2 separate regions of the Homo sapiens genome follow, and region 2 is linked to region 1. Evidence: chromatin loops called from intact Hi-C (ENCODE). Cell type or tissue: heart left ventricle. All regions are shown on one strand. Links, peaks and the distances in the headings refer to the core of each region. The heading gives the core; the rest is flanking DNA.

Region 1 (9,269 bases), core at 537-8,536:
AGGCGCATGCCACTACGCCTGAGCAATTTTTTATTTTTGTAGAGACAAGGTCTCAATATGTTGCCCAGGCTGTCCTAACTAATATTGTACTACATCACACTTCTTCAAAACTTGGAGGTCCCTTTCCTGAGAGAAATTCTCAGAATAATATTGGACATTCTTCTGTCACTGGGCATTAACTGTGACATACCCAGATGTAAGGCCTTCTCCATATAATTTCCTTTTTCATTATTTTTTATTTAATTAATTTATTTATTTGAGACAGGGTCTCGTTCTGTCACCTAGGCTGGAGTGCAGTGGCTTGATCTTGGCTCATGCAACCTCCACCTGCTGAGTTCAAGCAGTTCTCCTGCCTCAGCCTCCCGAGTAGCTGGGACTACAGGTGCATGATGCCCAGCTAATATATATATATATATTTTTTTTTGAGATGGAGTTTCGAGCCCAAGCTGGAGTGCAATGGCGTGATCTCAGCTCACCACAACCTCCACCTCCCGGGTTCAAGCAATTCTCCTGCCTCAGCCTCCCGCGTACCTGGGATTACAGGCATGTGTCACCATGCCCGGCTAATTTTGTATTTTTAGTAGAGATGGGGTTTCTCTATGTTGGTCAGGCTGGTCTCGAACTCCTGACCTGAGGTGATCCGCCCACCTCAGCCTCCCAAAGTGCTGGGATTACAGGCGTGAGCCACCACGCCTGGTCAATTTTTTGTATTTTTAGTATAGATGGGGTTTCACCATGCTGGCCAGGCTGGTCTCGAACTCCTGACCTCATGATCCACCCGCCTCGGCCTCCCAAAGTGCTGGGATTACAGGCGTGAGCCACCGCACCCAGCCAATTTCCACTTCTTAATGACCAACTGAATGGCCCGAGGGCAGCAACTCCCTCCTCCACCCAGTGAGATCCCGGGGGACACACCATCTGTTTTCCTTGTCACAATGGCCCTCGGACGCAAGCACTCTTCACTGCCATTTCACAGTTGAGGAAACTGAGTCACTGAGCCAGTGGGCCATGCAGCGACTTGCCCCTGGCCACACAGCTGTCAGTTGGTGGCTGCCTCCATTCCTATCTCCACACTGCACTGCCTTCTCTGGCAGGGCCCCTGAAGTAGAAGGAAGGAAAGGACACCTTTCTCCCCAGGATGCGTGCATGTGGCCATGGAGTTCCTGTTCTAAAGCTTTGGTGAGGTCTGTTGCTGGGTGGTAACCTGCACATCTTCAGTGTGCAAAGGGCAGGTGTTCATATGTCATACATGAACCTGGGGAACCATCACCACCGTCAGGACAGTGGCCATTTCTATCTTCCCCAAAAGTGTCCTCATGCCCCTCTGCCCATCCCTGCAACCACGAATCTGCTCTCTGGCACTATCGAATTTCATTTCAGCAGACTGGACAGTCCTCAGGAACCCCGAGATGAGAGGGGAAAGGGCATTCTACAATCTTGGGACAATGACACAAAACAGGATGACCTGGTCCAGAAGATGGCAGTCAGAATTCAGTGTCCAGCCCTCTGTTCTTCCACTCCACAAGGACTTTCTCAGAGCCTGCTTCTTCCCCAGTCAGCTTCTGCGGCAGAACCACTGAGTTGACTGAGAGTCCAGCTTTCCCCTGGAAGGGTGGAGGCCAGCGTGGATGTGCTGGCAGCATCTGGTGCTGGTGAGGCGGGGAGGCAGAGTGCCCATGCCAGACCCAAATCCCTGCTCACAGGAAGCCCCCATGCAAGCAGGAGGGAGCCAGAGAAGCCACCTGGCTTGGTGGGTGGGAGAGCAGTTTGGAGGAAGACGTCGCTGAAGAGGGGACACTGGCTGCCAGCCACGCTCCCGCACTCAAGCAGTACTTTCTCTCCCCCGCAGTTGCCTACATGTTGGCGATGGTCTCCCCCTTACAAAAAGGGGAGCCTGGGGCCAGGCGTGGTGGCTCACTCCTGTAATCCCAGCACTTTGGGAGGCCGGTGTGGGTGGATCACCTGAGGTCGGGAGTTCAAGACCAGCCTGACCAACATGGAGAAACCCCATCTCTACTAAAAATACAAAATTAGCCAGGCATGGTGGCGCATGCCTGTAATCCCAGCTACTCGGGAGGCTGAGGCAGGAGAATCGCTTGAACCCTGGAGGCGGAGGTTTTGGTGAGCCCAGATCGTACCATTGCACTCCAGCCTGGGCAACAAGAGCGAAACTCTGTCTCAAACAACAACAACAACAACAACAAAAGGGGAGTCTGGGGGAGGGGCAAGGCCCTGTCTGCAGTGTCTCCCTGCTGAATGCCACGCACCCAGGATGGCTGCCAGCACCATGGGGGCTCACATGCAGGTGCTTTAGGCAAGAATGCCTGGGAGATCACCAGAAGGGCTGGCCAGCTGTCCTTTGGCCTCCCTCGATGTGGACAGAGGGGAGATGACAGGCGGTCCTGACCCACTCCCCCTGTAAAGCCTGAGTAGGATGGGCGGGAGACCAGTCCTAAGTACCAGGGGTTTATCCCCTGACCATCTCCGGCGTGCTCGGATGCTAGCAAGCACATCATGGTGTCAGAGAGGGGGTGCCAAGGCCAAGACAAGTTCAGCAGAGTGTGGACCACGATGAGATATATGACAAGGGGGCCTGGTGGCAGTGGAGGGACATGGGCTGCAGAAAAGGCTCCGGAGCTGGGGACATGCTGTTTCCTGCCTTCCATTCTGGGCAACCAGCCTGCTTCCTTTTCCTAACTCAACACGCAGTAATCCTCCATTTTCAGGGGAGGTCCCAGATTTTCCAAACTAGGAGGACATGATTGGAATATAGGAATGGGGCTGAGGTTCCGACATGACACACGAAAGTGCCTGTGACAACCCACATCCGTGGAATAAAGGAACCATGTGGTCATCTCACTAGCCACAGAAGCAGCACTGCACAATCCAATGCCTCTCATGATAAAAACACACTAGGAATAGAATGGGAACTTCCTTACCCTGATAAAGGACAGCTATGAAAAAGCCACAGCTAACTTTATACCCCCTAGTGAAAGACTGGAAGCTTCTTTACCTTTAAGATGAGGAACAAGGGAAAGACATTCACAGGCACTTCTATTCAACATTGTACTAGAGACTCCAGCCAGAGCAAATTAACAAGAAAAAGAAATCGAAGGGCCAGGAACGGTGGTTTACACCGGTAATCCCAGCACTTTGGGAGGCCGAGGCGGGCAGGATTGCTTGAGGCCAGGAGTTCAAGACTAGCCTGGCCAACATGGCAAAAGCTCGTCTCTGCTAAAAATACAAAAATTAGCTGGGTGTGGTAGTGTGTGCCTGTAATCCTAGCTACATGGGAAGCTGAGGCAGGAGAATCACTTGAACCCGGGAGGCGGAGGCTGCAGTGAGCCGAGATTGCACCACTGCACTCCAGTCTGGGTGACAAAGTGAGACTGTGTCTCAAAAAAAAAAAAAAAAAGAAAGAAAGAAAAGAAAAGAAATCAAAGCCATCCAGATTGGAAAGGAAGAAGAAAAACGATTTCTATTTGCCAATGACATGATCCTAATATGTAGATAATCCTGAGGAATCTACTAAACAAATTATACTTAATAAACAATTTTAGTAAGGTCGCAAGATATAGGATCAATGTATAAAAATCAATTTTTTTTTTGAGACAGAGTCCTGCCCTGTCACCCAGGCTGGAGTGCAGCGGTGCAATCTCAGCTCACTGCAACCTCTGCCTCTGGGGTTCATGCGATTCTCTTGCCTCAGTCTCCTGAGTAGCTGGGATTACAGGCACACATCACCATGCCCCGTTAATTTTTTTTGTATTTTTAGTAGAGACGGGGTTCCACTATGTTGGCCAGGCTGGTCTTGAACTCCTAAGCACAGGTGAGCCACCCGCCTTGGCCTCCCAAAGTGCTGGGATTACAGGTGTGAGCCAACACGCTCAGCCAATCAATTGTATTTCTATACAGTAGCAATGAGAAGGCTGAAAGTAAAATTAAGAAAACGATTCCATTTATGATAGCATCATAAAGAAAATACTCATGAATAAACTTAAACAAAAGTGCAAAACATCATGTAAAGAAATTAAAGACCTAAATAAATGGAAAACGCACCCCATGCTCATGAACAATACTACCCAAATTGATCCACAAATTTGATGCAATCTCTATCAAAATGCCAACTGGCTTCTTTCCAGAAATTAACAACCTGATCCTGAAATTAATATGGAAACTTGAGGGACTTAGAATAGACAAAACAGTCTTGAAAAAGACGTACAAAGTTGGAGGACTCTCATTTCCTTACTTCAAAACTTACTACAAAGCTGCAGTAATGAAAGCAGTGTGGCGCTGGCTTAAGAACAGACATTTTTCTAAAGAAGATCCACAAATGGCCAACAAGCACAAGAAAAGGTGCTCATCATTTAGCTAACAGGAAGTGCAAATCAAAATCACAATGAGATACCACTTCACACCCAGCAGGACGGCCATAACAAAAACCCAGAAAATAACAACTGTTGGCAAAGATATAGAGAAATTGGAACCCTTATATGTTGCTGGTGGGAATGTAAACTGGTTCCAGCCACTGTGGAAAACAGTTCAATGGCTACAGGCACACACTCCAAAGAATTAAAAGCAAGGACTCAAACAGATACAAGTAGACCAGTGTTCACAGCAGCGCTATTCACAACAGCCCAAGGGTGGAAGCACCCCAAATGCTCATCAACTGACGAATGGATAAATATGTTGTATATCACAAAATGAAATATTATTTGGCAATAAAAAGAAATTGACTATTGATACATGGATGAACCTTGAAAACATTATGATTAATGAAAGCCAGACACAAAAGGTCAGTTTCTATGAAATGTTTAGAATAAACAAATCCATAGAGACAGGAAGTAGATTGGTGGGTGCCAGGGGCTAGGAAGTTTGAGGGAGAAATGGGGATGTGATTGCTAAGGAGTGCAGGGTTTCTTTTGGGGTGATGAAAACGTTCTGGAATTACTGGTGTGGGCTGCACAACCTTGTGAGTATACTAAAAACCACTGACTTGTACACTTTGAAAGGGTAAGTTGTGCAGTAGGAGAATGATAGCTCAATACAGCTGTAATTTTGGAAGTGTTGTGAGTCATTGGCAGAAAATGGCTTGGAACACAAGGCTAGGCTAGAGACTTGGGGGTTCCTGGCCTGGGGATCCCAGGCCTCTGTGGATTGTAGATGGAAGGCGCTGCAGATGCACATGTGCTTCTTTCTGAAAATCAGGCCCATGAAGTGCCTCACCCTGACAAGGTGCGGACGAGGTTACTCAGGGGGGACAGGGAGAAGTGCCCCCTAAAGATGGGGGAGCACCCGTGTTTAAGGAGGCCGGGAGGCAGGCACGGGGTCCCAGAAGCTGACCTGTCTTTTGGAACAAAAGCTCCTTCTCCTCTGAAGAGGCTGGGACCTGGTGATGCGTCCACCCCCAGAAGCGCAGTCCCCTGGGACAGCTCATGGCTTGCACTGCTTTCCGTATCTACTTTTTTCAGTCCTCTTGTTTTCCCTTAGTTGTGAAGGATGGTTCTCCTCGTAAAATCCCGGCTTTGATTGGGCCAAGGAGGAATGTAGAAAGTGAAAGTTTGCAGCCAAACTCCCACGGTTTCAAAGGGAGCCCAGCAGGAAAGCGCACAGAGGGCGCATGCGGCAGTGGCCCTCCTCCTGGCGGGTCTCCTTGGGGTGGGCAAGTCCCTTCCATGAAGGAGAGCTTAGGGCGCAGAGCAGGGAGGGCCCACCCAAGTTCACCTCCCTGAAGGCAGGCCCAGCCCGACCTGCCGAGGCCTTCCCGGAGGGCTGTGGGGAGCCCCAAGGGCTACCGGTGTCGTCCCATGGCTCATTTCAGGCCTGGGGTGCAGCTCGGGTCGCTCTCCCCTATCCACACGTCCCCACGAGGTTGGCCTTAAATGAAGTGCGACACCAATCCTTCTCCAGGAAAGTCAAAACGGCCCCGGAGGAATCGCTTGGAGAAATCGCTTGCCGTTTGATGGAATGACTCCCGAAAAGGAAGCAGGAGGATGGGATCCAGAGTCCCCGTCAACCAACCATCCCAGCCCTGGAATCCAACACGGATTCCACAGGACGCCCTCTCGGTCGCATTCCTATCCCGCTAGGGGGCTGGCAATGGCCACACAAGGTTTCCAAACAGCGGGAACAAGAGACGAGGAGTGGCAGCCGGGAACTGAGAGGGAAGAAGGCGGAGGACAGCGAACGGGAGAAGCCGAGGGCCCCGCGCACCCCCGGAGAAGGGCCGGGGAGAGAGGACCAGGAGCTCCGCCAGGGTGGGGCAAGATTTGCGTCCCCGCCCTGCCCCTCGGCTCCCGCACCAGGTGGCCAGAGGAGCTCGGCTCACAGCGTGAAGTCAGTCCCCGGATTCCTGGGAATTCTCCCCCGTGCCCAGCCCCTCCTTCCCCCGCCCCCGCCCCCGCCCCGGAGTTCTCGCCGATCCCTGCACGGGTTCCCCCACGTTCTCCCAAGCCAACACCCCTCCTGCAAAGCACTTGATTCCTTCCCAGTCCAGACCAATAAACCCGGGAGTTGAATCCAGGCCACTAAACGCATACCTGTCTGAGCCCTGTCTGCTCCTGGGTGCCTTGACCTTGACCTCCCTCCACTTAGCCCTAGGAGGTCTCAGCCCACAGCATCCGGGACATTTCTCTAGACAGTCTGCAGGGTGCACACAGAAAGTACACAAATGCGGGGCCGGGGGAGCCTCCGCGCACACAGAGACGGGGCACAGGAACGCACTCACGTAGTCACGCCACGCACAGGCAAGAAGCCCCGTTCCGGGCCGCGGGGCTGGGCTCCAGGTCCGAGCTCCGGGCCCCGCGTCTCCTTCCCTCCCCGCGGGGCCCTGCTGGTCCACGCCCCGCAAAGCCCGGCCAGGCACTGCCACCCGCAGAGAGCCCAACCCGCTGATCCCGGCGGCGCCCACTCACCCGAGACGCCTAAGGCCCGGGAGCCCATCGTTCGGGCAGGGCCAGGCGGGAGTGGGTGTCGGGGTGGGCACCCAGCCCCCGGACGGACTTGGACCGCGCCCGGGGACGCCCACGCACTCCCACGCTCCAGGCCCGCCGGGATCTAGATTCGGCGCCCCCCGCACGGCGGGAGCCTGGCTCCCTCCCCCGCCCTGGGTCCTGCGGGGAGAGCGTGTGCGGGGAACTGCGCTCGTTGCTATGCAACCTCCATCCCGCGCCCGCCGCACCGCGCCTCCCGGGACGGAAGCGCGCCCCACCCGGGCCAACCCCAACTTCCCACCCCACCCGTGGCTGGTTCCCACGGAGCGCCAACACCCAACAGCCCCAGGATGGGAGGGTGCGGACGGCTCCCTACCTTGTCCTCCTCGAGCCCTCCCGCTCTCCCACGCCCGCCGCTCCGGGCCTCCCCACTGGCCCGCTCCTCCCCGCGGAGGGCCGCGCCCCCGCCGCAGCGCCGGCGGCCCTACCTGCAGCATCACTTTGTACTGCTCCTCCGGTTTCTGGACCACGCACATATTACATCCCATGTTGCTGGCCGGCGAGAGGAGGCGGAGGGCGGGAACGGGAAGACGCCTTTCACTGACCCGGGCGCGGGACCTCGGGTCCCGGGCCGGGGCCAGGGGCCATACCCTGGCGCGGGGGGCGGGCCGCCTAGCGGGGGAGGGGGGCACGCCCCCGAGGTGGGGGCAGCGGCTCGCCCCTCAGGTTAACTCTTCGCTGGCCGAGGCCAGGCGCGGGCATGCTCCCTCGCACCCGGCCAGGAGAAAAAGGGCAGCGGGGGATGGGCGGGCGCGCCGGGCGTTGCCAGGCTACGGCCCCCCAGGGAGCGCGGGGGCGCGCCGGGCCGCCAGGGGCCGTCAGGGGCCGTGGGCCGCGCGCCTCCCCGCCCGCGGGGCCCGCCGCTGCCGCTGCCGCCTCCGGCTCCTGCCCATGGCCGCCAGCCCCGGGAGCCCGGCCCTCGCGCTCGGCGCCGCGGCCCGGCCCGCGACAGGGGGGCAGCGGCGCGGCGGCGGCCCCCGCCCGCGGCCAGGCCAGCGCCCGCGCTCCCGCCTCGCCCGGCCGCGCTCTCGGAGCTCCCGGCGCCCGCTCTTCGTCCAGCAGCCGCTGGCCGTCTCCAGCTCCCGCCCGGGACGACGGGCACGCGAGCGCGCCCACGGCGGCGGGGGAGGGGCGCGGGCACGGGGCGCACGCGCGCCGGGAGGGGCGGGGAGGGGAGCGGGGCCGGCTGCGGGAGGGAGCGGCGGGGGCGCTGGAGCCGGCGCGGGAAGCCGGGGGCGGGCGCTCGACGGAAGCGGGCGGGGGTCCTAGGCACCCCACGACACCCGGCGTCCGGTCCTGAGGGGCGGGCACCAGGCGCGTTGTCTGCGCGATGCCGCTCTGGGAGAGAGGGGTCCTGCCAGGAGGAGCAGTCTCCTGGGTCCCCCAGAGAGAGTCCGCGATTTCAGCCCCTCTCCCCGGTCTTGGACGCAGCAGCCCTCACGCCTCTGCTCCTTCCTCGGGCTTCGCCTTAAATGACTGCATCCCTCCTTCAACTCAGCCATTCCCTGCTGTCTTTGAAACGGACACCTTTGTTTAAAACAAGAAAGAAAGAGAGAAAGGGAGGAAAGAAAAGAAAGAGAGAAAGAAAAAAGGATGAGCGAAGCGTGGGGAGGGGGTGGGTCGTGGGGAGAGTGGCCTCGGAGGCCTTGGGACCCGGGCCTGCACACAGCACTGGCCAGCCTGGGCCCGCCGCCTACCTGTTCCTCAGCCCCAGCCCTCACCCGGTCCCCGCTTTCACAGCCCTTCCATCTCTTCCTCTTCTCTCCCACCACCTCCCCGTCTTCTTGGACAAGCCTGGAGGGAGAAGGCCTTTGCCTGGAAAGCAGCAGCGGGTGGAAGTCTGCGTTCCCAGAGGCTGCCCCGGCTGCAGGAGATCACTTGGAGAAATTGCTACATGCTTCATTTCCAGGTTTGGGCAAGTGAGGGAACCCCCAGCCACACGGGGCTGTTGAATCGGAGCCCTTCCTTTCCTCCCTGGCTCCTCGTTAGAAGAGAAATCAAGAATGGCGGGCCTGCCCAGAATGTGGAGAAGAGAGGCGAGTTTCTTATCCAGGGCTTCTCCCAGAAAGCAGAACTTGAGACAAGGGCTGGTGTGCAGGTTGCAACCTGCCACCCAATGGCTGGCTAGTCTTGAGGAATGGCGTCATATTGAGGGCTCAGCATCGGTCTCTGCAGCTGGTGGATGGAAGAACATTCACTAGCGGCAGTGTCTAGATGAGCCGTGGTAAGAGGAAGCCCTTGCCGTTGGGCTTATACAGAGCCTCCAGCCCTCCCACC
Region 2 (9,269 bases), core at 734-8,733, 61 kb after region 1:
CTAGAAGGGCATCCAGACCCCCCGCCTCCCCCACTGTCTGAACCACGAGGGAGGGAGGCAGGGCCCCCACTCATGCCCCCACTCATGCCTGGCAGACCAGGGTCTTGGCTGGGATCCCCATCCTGGCAGACCTCCTCACAGGACCCCACCACTACCCCAGGTTCTCCCATGAACGTGCCCTCCTGGAGCCTGGGCCACTCTGCGAGGCCGCATCACCCTCACACCCAGAAAAGCACTCAGTGCAGCCATTTCGAGCTTTGAAAGGGAACTTGGTGATCAAGGTAGGGCACACAGGCCTGTCTCCTCGACCCTCACCTGCCAGTCCTGGCCAGGTGCATGCCAAGGAAGGCGCCAGCTGTAGTTCCAGTGGTGGAAAGGGCTCGGACCTGGGAGAGGCCGATTGGGGGCACAATCTGGGCACCCTGCTCACTGTAGGAGCCCTCAGGCCAGGCCCTTCCTCACTCTTTGCCTCCCTTTTCCCTTCAGATAATCATCAAGAAAAAAGAAAACAAGTGACACCCCACGAAGACAGGGACAATGCTGGTCCAGTTTGTCACTGGCTCTTCCATGGGCAGCCCAGAGCCCGGCCCAAAGGAGCACTGGCCATGAGCAGCTGCCCAGTACACGACTGCCCATCGCTGGGATCCTGAGCGCCTGGGTAGGGAAGCTCTTCACTGGCTGCAGGGCAGGGGACCCCGCCACCTTGAAGCGCTGATTGTCCTCCTGATGCTCAGCAGGGAGCTGGCAGCTGGGAACTTGGGGAGGAGCCTTTTAGGAGCGCGGTGTAGCAAACCAGGGAGGCTGGGGCGTGCTGAACGTGTTTCCCTCTTGGTGATCAGATCACTAGCGATTCTTAATTTCTTTTGTTCTTTTCTGTATATTTCAAGTGTCCTACAATAAGATGTATTACTTTCGGGATCATACACACACAAACATCAATAAATATGGAGAGAGACTCAGATGCAGCAGAGAGAAATGACCAGGAGCCAAGGAGGTGGGAAGGTCCCAGGCCCAACCCTGCCCCAAACTTCCCATGTGGCCAAGACAGCCGAGTCCTCAAAGGCTCTGGAGCCCTCAGGTGTGCACATGTGGGCACTGCATGGGAGCTGTGCCAGGGGAGAGGCCAGGCTGGGCCAAGTCCCACCACCTGCAGCAAGGAGCTGACGGGAGGGGAGAGGCCCTGGGGAGGCCCCCGCCCCAGAAAGATGATGCTGGGCAGCAGCCCCCAGGGGAAGAAGGGCGGACTGCACTGATTTACGTCAGGGCCACATGAGTCAGCAGAGATGGCACTGGGCTGCCCCGATGCCCCTGCCCTCAGGGTGGGGTTAACAGGGGCAGGGTATCTACCTGGGGGGTGCCAGGCCCCCACTCCTTCTGGAGAAGGGGGCAGATGGCTCTAGGCCTGCCTTCCTGAGAGGGACAGTGATAGGTGGGGGGTCCAGATACCCTGTCGGGGGCAATGGATTGTAGTGCGTGTTCTTTGCAATCCCTGCCAACCAAGAGGCCCCAAAAGTCTGACCTGGAATGGAGGGAATAGGAATCGCTGACCCCTCCCATAACCGCACAGAGATAGGAAGATGTGGCAGTGGGCAAAAGACCTGCAGTGCGCAGGGACCGCCTGAGCCAGTGAGGCCCACCTTCCCTCACCCCTACCTGATGGACCCTACCTGATGGACACCCATGCACGGGAGGCACAGCAGTGGGTGCCCGAACCGACCTCACCCACTCCAGCCCTGACTGGCCACAGAGCCTGTGGAAACGGGCTCCAGAGGCGCCCTACGCCTCCGGGGAGGAGCCCCTGGCTCTGCGGCAGGTTTTCGGGTGAGCCCGGAGGAGCCCAGGCTGGGATTTGGAAAGAAGAAGGAGGAGAACAAAGCCCCCCCAACCTTGGGGCGGAGGGGCAGGCAGCGCCCAGTCCCGTTCACTCCCCTCCCCCCATTGCAGGGGCGGCTTATCCCGATCTACCCCTCACCACGCTGTCAGCCGGGATTTTCAACCAAACTGAGCTCTCGGCTGGGGATGAGGGGCAGCCACGCCCAGGGCCACACCCCACGGCGGCCTGTGGGGGAGCGCTCGACCCGATCTGGCTTCCTTTCTCAGACACGCACACACGCACGGGGACCCGCCAACTTCAGCCCCCGCCTGCCCACACAGACCCTGCCTGACGCCCCCCGCCCTGTTCTCCCGCCCAGGCCAGCATCTGGGGCCCCGCAGGTTACCCCTCACCTGTCGGGCTCGGGCACCCGGCATCCCTCCCCCGCCCCGCTTACAGCCCGCGGTGCCCGGAGCCCGACGCCCGGCATGGGTGGGGCTCCGGCAGCAACGCCGGTTACCGCGGGCCGGACCGGGCCGGGACTCCCTGGTCCGTGCACCCCGGGCAGAGCGGTGTGGTGTCGCCGGGGGATCGCGGCCGCGGCCCGGGTCGCACGGGGAGGCCAGCCCGCCTTACCTGCGCTGCGGCCACCGCTCGGGCTGCCCGCCCAGCCTCCGCGCACGCCGGCCTCGGACCCGCCGCCCGAGCGCGTCTGCGATGCCGATGCTGCGGCAGCAGCGGCTGTGGCGGGGCGGGGCGGGCGTGCGCGCAGGGGCGGGGGAGGGGAGCGCCGGGGAGGAGAGGGAGGGAGGAGTGAGATCACCTCCCCGGCCGCCCGCCCCGCCCCGCCCCGCCCCGCCGCACCCTAGCCCCTGGTGCCAGCCGAGCGCGGCTTGGGCTGGGGGCCCCCGGGCAGCCCACTCCGGGAGCTCAGCGGGACCCCAGCCGACGGGTCCCGCCAGACCCCCTTCCCCGCAGACCGGGAGTCTCCGGCCGGAGAGTGTCCTCAGCCCCAGCGCAAGGGAGCCCGCTGTGAAAGCTCGGAGCGGGAATCGCGGGGCGAGAGTGCTCCCAGAGGCCTGGGGCCGGGCGGTGGAGAGAGGAGTCCGGCAAGGAAGGGGATGCTCCCTTAGCCTCGGCCTGGCCCTCGACGGCGCCGGCCAGCGATGGGCACCTGCACGCAACGCCCCCCCAACACACACACACAGGGCAGGACTCCCGGGACCTCTCCCGAATGCCCCCCGATCCTGAGGGCCCAGTCAGGGTCCTGTTGGGAGGGGTGCGGGGGCTTCGTCCTCAGCGTGTTGGGGAGGCGCCGCGGAGCACCGGCTCCTGCGCACCCCAGAGCCCAGGTGGGCGGCAGGGTAGGAGGCGAGCCCAGGGGAGACAGGGTCTGGGAGAGGGTATCCCTCGAACTGCCACCCCCAACTCCCAGATTTTCCTCCAGCTCTCTGGTGTCTTATTTCTTTGTCCTCGGGATTGGCCCCATTCGACCTTTCCCGCCGACTCCACTCTCTCCCACTCTCCCCCGCAGCCCTGCACAGGATCGAGAAGGAAGGAGCTCCTCCCCAGTGCCCCCTCCTAGGCTCAAGGCCATGACCTCACAGGCGAGGAAGCAAAATGGAGGGGGTAAGAATTCCGGAGCCGGCGAGCTGGCTGCAGCCTCAGGGCTAGGAAGGCCTAGGGCCCCGATGGCAGATTGCAGATCTGGCGGCCACGGTATTTTTATGGGCATGCCTGTTGCCCAGTGAAGCATTCCAGGGGCCCTCGACTCAGTCTCACAAGACTCCCCAAGTGGTGTGGGGCCCTGGAGGGCCCACATGGGAGCAGCCCTGGCATCCTGGCTTGGATGCCCCACCCCCATAGTGCCAGCTTCAGTTCCCCTGGAATGGGAAGCTTGGGGTGGACCCATCTGTGCTCAGAGAGGGTCTGGATGCCATGTTTGCCCAGCCTTTAGGAGGAGAATGGACAAGACTAGGCACCTGAGTGAAGACGGACGGCTAGGGAGACTGCTTCCAGAGTGGGGGCACTTGCAGGGCATCTTCAGGTGACAGCAGAGGAAACTGAGCCCGCCTGGGTCACGAGGCCAGCAGGCTCATGAGCTGGGCCAAGAGGGCGTACTTTCCATGAGGCACTGAGCTGTGGTCAGCTTCCTGCCTTTGCTGATCTGAACTCTGATAGGCCTCTCTCCTTTCCAGTTGCTGCCTCCACTCACTCCCTACGTTCCCAGCCTTTCCTCCAAGCCCCAACTTCTGCAAATCCTTTACCTAATCTAGGGTTTGATGCCCATCAGGATGGTGAAGTAAGCAGGGAATAGAGCCCGTTTATACGCACCTGCTAATGTGTAGTGATGGGTCCATTTATGGTAACAAAAAATTCATTACTAGGATTACACGACATCACATTTCCTGAGCACAGCCATGGACCTGCCATCGTTACATTTCCTGCACATTTAAATTGCACACCAACCTGGGGAGGTCTGTTGAAGCATTCGCCCCACGTTACAGATGAGAAAACCAAAGCCCACAGAGCTCAAGGCTGGGTCCAGCAAGCACAGTTAGGAAGGTCTCTTTCTCTCCACTGGCTCATTGCATCCACACACACACCCCAGATGATGGTGCTGTTATTATCCTCACTCTCCCAGTGAGGTACCCAAGGTCCAGAGAGGGGCAGTCATGCAACCAGGAAGAAATTGGCACTATCAGTGCCCCCATTTCACAGATGAGGAAACCAAGGTTCAGAGGGGTCAAATGACCCACCCAAGATAGCCCAGAAGGTAAATGGCAGAACTCGGACTTGAATTCCCTTCTGCTTGACCACGATGCCCATTCTCACTTCCATGTAATGAAGTGGAGGAGCCAATGGGAGCAAGAGCAAGAGTGACAGAAGACCAAGGGCAGAGCAAGTCCCAGGAGAAGCAGGAGGGACTGGCCCTGAACAAGAGGCAAGCCACCCCCCCACTGCCATGTGCTTGCTGTTGGAGGTTAGGGGGACACCAAGTAGACAGATGACTGTCTCTTTCCCTTCAACGTCAAGTGCTTCTCACAGCCCTGCTCCCTGTGACCCAGCCCTCATAGACACAGTGGACTGGACAAGGGAAGCCCCAGACTCTGACCCTGTGATGAGCATGCAGAAGACGCAGAAGCCACAGACGACAGTGGGGCAGTAAGGAAGTGCCAGCAGGCAGGCGGGGTGGGCTCAGCCAGACGTGTCTTTCTCTGTTCTCCTTTCAATCTTTCTGTGTCTTCATATCTCAGGTGTAGCGCTTGGAAACAGCACATAGTTGGGTTTTGGTTTGGTTTGATTCTGTCTAACAATTCTTGTCTTTTTAAAAATCAGCTTTGAGACCTGCCTGGGCAACACAGCGAGACCACGTCTCTACAAAAAAAATTTTAAAATTAGGCATGGTGGTGCATGTCTGTAGTCCCAACTACTCAGGAGGCTGAGGTGGGAGGATCGCTGGAGCCCAAGAGGTTGAGGCTACAGTGAGCCATGATCACACCACTACACTCCAGCCTGGGTGACAGAGTGAGACCCTGTCTCAAAAAAAAAAAAAAAAAAATCAACTTTATTGGAGTATAATTTACATACAGTAAAATTCATCCTTTTGAGGTTTACAGTTCAAGGAGTTTTGGTGAATGTTGTGTGCAGCCAACCACTCCCACCACCCCCTGCCCTTGGCCACCACTGATCTGATTTCTGTCTTTTCTAAATTTTATTATAAATGGAATCATACCGTATATATTCTTTTGTCTGGCTTCTTTCACACTCACGCAGCATACTTTTTGAGCTTCATCCATGTTGGTGTGTGTGTTTGTGTGTGTGTGTGAGAGAGAGAGAGAGAGAGCATGCGGGCGAGAGAGAGCAGTATATTTCCTTTTGATTGCCGAGTAGTATTCCATTGTTTGGTTGGATCAGGGTTTGTTCAGCCATTCACTCACTGAAGGACACTTGGGTAGTTTCCAGCTTTGTGTGATTATGATGGAGCAGCTCTAAACATTTATATGCAAGCTTGTGTAAATGTGTGTCTTCATTTCTCTAAGGTAACCGCTTAGGAGTGGATTGTTCAGTCAAGTGGTAGATTGATGTTGAACCTGCCTTTGTCTTTGAACTGTGCAGGTCAGCTGGTCACACGGTGATGACTGCTGCTATCTCTGGATGTAGTCACGCCAGGTGAGTATTTGCTTTCTATTTGTCCTGCTTTCCCCATCTCTCTCCCCCACCTCCACTTTATTATTTTTTATTAGTGTTGTTATTACTTTGAGACAGGGTCTCACTCTGTTCCCTAGGCTGGAGTGCAGTGGTGTGATCATGGCTCACTGCAACCTCGACCTCCTGGGCTCAAGTGATCCTCCCACCACAGCCTCCCAAGTACTGGGACAACAGATGTGCCACCACCACACTTGATTAATTTTTTTTTCTTTTTTGGTAGAGGTGAGGTCTCACTATGTTGTCCAGACTGGTCTTGAACTCCTGGGCTCAAGTGGTGATCCACTGCCTTGGCCTCACAAAGTGCTAGGATTACAGGAGTGAGTCACTGCACCTGGCCTCACCCCCACATTGTATCAGTGAAGGTGTGTCTGGAGTTGGTTCCTTCCAGTGGGTTCTTGGTCTCGCTGACTTCAAGAATGAAGCCGCGGACCTTCGCGGTGAGTGTTACAGCTCTTAAAGGTGGCACAGACCCAAAGTGTGAGCAGCAGCAAGATGTATTGTGAAGAGTGAAAGAACAAAGCTTCCACAGCATGGAAGAGGACCCAAGCAGGTTGCCGTTGCTTGTGGGGGGCGGGGGGGGGCCAGCTTTTATTCCCTTATTTGTCCCCTCCCATGTCCTGCTGATTAGTCCATTTTACAGAGTGCTGATTGGTCCATTTTACAGAGTGCTGATTGGTCCATTTACAATCCTCTAGCTAGACACAGAAAACTGGTGCGTTTTTACAGACTGCTGATTGGTGCATTTACAATCCTTTAGCTAGACACAGAGCGCTGATTGGTGTGTTTACAATCCTCTAGCTAGACAGAAAAGTTCTCCAAGTCCCCACATCACCCAGGAAGTCTAGCTGGCTTCACCTCTCAAAGGTTCAGGGTAGGAAGCAGAAATTCCTCCCGTGATCATGAACAGAAAGGGATTCTGTAGAAGGGATTAGATGCTTACCTGACCATTGGATGGGCCAAAGGAGTGGACTCTGGGCTAGGTGTTGATAACACCAGTGCAGACCTGGCTCCTCAAGGGAGCTGCTACCTCTGCCACCATCCACAAGATGGGGGATTGGGAGGCGGCCAGTGTAACCTTTGAGTTCAAAAAGACACCACCAAAGTCATGACCTGAGGATCAGCAAGCTGGGACCAGGAAGCCATTGCTGCCACAAGTGCCCCTCAACAACCAAGAAGTGAAGGTTAGACCCCAGAAATTCTTTGATGTCCAGCAGAAACGCAGCCCCACACAGCAGAAGTGTGGCTTCCCTTCCTTCAGTCATCCAAACTTCATGTGAGCACACCCAATTTGGCAATTGGCAAATTTGCCAATTTGCCAATTGGCAAAACTAAATTTGCTTCCCAAAGTCCAGCTGCTCTGGAGTCTGGAACATTTCCAGCCTCTGCCATGCAGAGCCCACAAGGTGGGAGTGAGTGCCGAGAGCTGTCAATATGCCCAGGCAGATGCTCTGCTCTTGGTCATCTTTTAGATGGACTGGATTTGTTCTCTCATTCTATTTTCTCCTCTGTTTGTTTAGAAGTGCTCTATGAATTTTTTAGTAGTTCCTCTACCTATTTTAACATGCATTCTTAATAAAGTCTAAAGTTAACTAATACCTCTGCTCTGGTGGTTTTAATGTAGGTCCATAAATTATTTGATACTCCTGCCTTCAAAAGGTAGTGCTTAATTCTCCTCCTCTTGAGTATAGGCTGGACTTGGTGGCTCACTTTTTTTTTTTTTTTTTTGAGATGGAGTTTCGCTCCTGTTGCCCAGGCTGGAGTGCAATGGTGTGATCCCAGCTTGCTGCAACCTCCACCTCCTGGGTTCAAGCAATTCTCCTGCCTCAGCCTCCCAAGTAGCTGGGATTGCAGGCGTGGGCCACCACGCCCAACTAATTTTTGTATTTTTAGTAGAGATGGGGTTTCACCATGTTGGTCAGTCTGGTCTCGAACTCCTGACCTCAAGTGATCCACCTACCTCGGCCTCCCAAAGTGCTGGGATTACAGGTGTGTGAGCCACCACTTTTTTTTTTTTTTTTTTGAGATGGAGTTTCACTCTGTTGCCCAGGCTGGCATGCAGTGGCGTGATCTCGGCTCACTGCAACCTCCACCTCCTGGGTTCAAGCGATTCTCCTGCCTCAGCCCCCCAAGTAGCTGAGATTACAAGCCCCCACCAGCACGCCCAGCTAATTTTTGTATTTTTAGTAGATACGAGGTTTCATCACGTTGGCCAGGCTGGTCTCGAACTCCTGACCTCAGGTGATCCGCCCGCCTCAGCCTCACAAAGTGCTGGAATTTCAGGCTTGAGCCACTGTGCCCGGCCTCATTTCTTTTTTAAATTTTATTTTAGAAGTTGAGGTCCTGCTCTGTCACTCAGGCTGGAGTGCTGTGGCATGTTCATAGCTCATTGCGGCCTCGAACTTCTGGGCTCAAGTGATCCTCCCGCCTCAGCCTCCTCAGGAGCTGGGACCACAGGCACACACCACCACACCTGGCTCACTTCTGATGAAAAGAATAAAGCGGAAGCAATGGCTGCAGCTGTGGGGACTAGGTCACACAGGCACTGCTGCTTCCTCCTTGTTTTCTCTCTCTCTCTCTCTCTCTCTCTCTCTCGGATTGCTCTGTTGGGTGAAGCCAGGTGCCACATCGTGAGGACACTCAACAGCCCTATGGAGGAGCTCACATGGAGAGAAACAAAGGTCTTCCGCCAACAACCATGAGTGTGCCATTTTGAAAAGGATCCTCCAGCCCCAGCCAAGCCTTTGCATGACTGCAGTCATGGCCAGAATCCCACTGCAGCCTCACAAGAGCCTTTGAGCTAGAACAATCCAGCTAAGCCACTCCTGAATCCTGACCCACAGAGATTATGAGATAATAAATGGTTACTGTCATTTTGAACTACTGCATTTGGGGGTGATTTGGTTTGCAGCCACAGATCACTAATACATCTTCCCTCCTCCTACACAATGCACGGCCTGGGATAACATACTAGCCACATGAGGTGGGCCCTATTATCATGTAGGAATGAGGAAGGCAGTGAGCTCAGATATGTGGACAGGAACCCAGGCAGAGTCAGCCGTCTGAGCTTTGGGAAGCCTGGTTTTCAGTAGCTCTAGGGACTTACCCACACCCCCACACTCCCACCCCTGAACTGCTATTATGGTGCTGTAGCCCCCACGGTGCCTGTCACTACCCACCAGCTGCTGTCCCCTCTCCTCTGTGTCCATCTTTTCTTCATGTCTTTGCTTCTCCTGGCATTCTCCTG

Evidence for each region. Peaks named below come from ENCODE experiments on the same cell type or tissue, not always from the same donor. Only the 100,000 strongest peaks of a DNase experiment are listed, where the experiment ranks them.
Region 2: a loop joins it to region 1, with 2.4 times the contacts of the local background. A loop is called at or near these places in 16 of 110 quality-filtered maps.

Annotation. Positions count from the first base shown.
Region 1 is chrX:153,822,819-153,832,087 of GRCh38, forward strand. It overlaps PDZD4 (PDZ domain containing 4), which reads right to left and starts at 7,726. Exons shown (of 8, transcript NM_001303512.2): 1 at 7,421-7,726. The coding sequence starts at 7,480. RefSeq lists an enhancer at 4,106-4,684. In heart left ventricle, for the core only: no CTCF peak of the experiment used is centred there; no DNase peak of the experiment used is centred there; H3K4me3 peaks cover 2,700 bases.
Region 2 is chrX:153,883,616-153,892,884 of GRCh38, forward strand. It overlaps L1CAM (L1 cell adhesion molecule), which reads right to left and starts at 2,558. Exons shown (of 29, transcript NM_001278116.2): 1 at 2,450-2,558. L1CAM-AS1 (L1CAM antisense RNA 1) reads left to right here. Exons shown (of 7, transcript NR_130768.1): 2 at 96-281; 3 at 333-658; 4 at 1,748-1,821; 5 at 2,193-2,362; 6 at 3,348-3,442; 7 at 4,882-5,375. In heart left ventricle, for the core only: no CTCF peak of the experiment used is centred there; no DNase peak of the experiment used is centred there; H3K27me3 peaks cover 2,604 bases.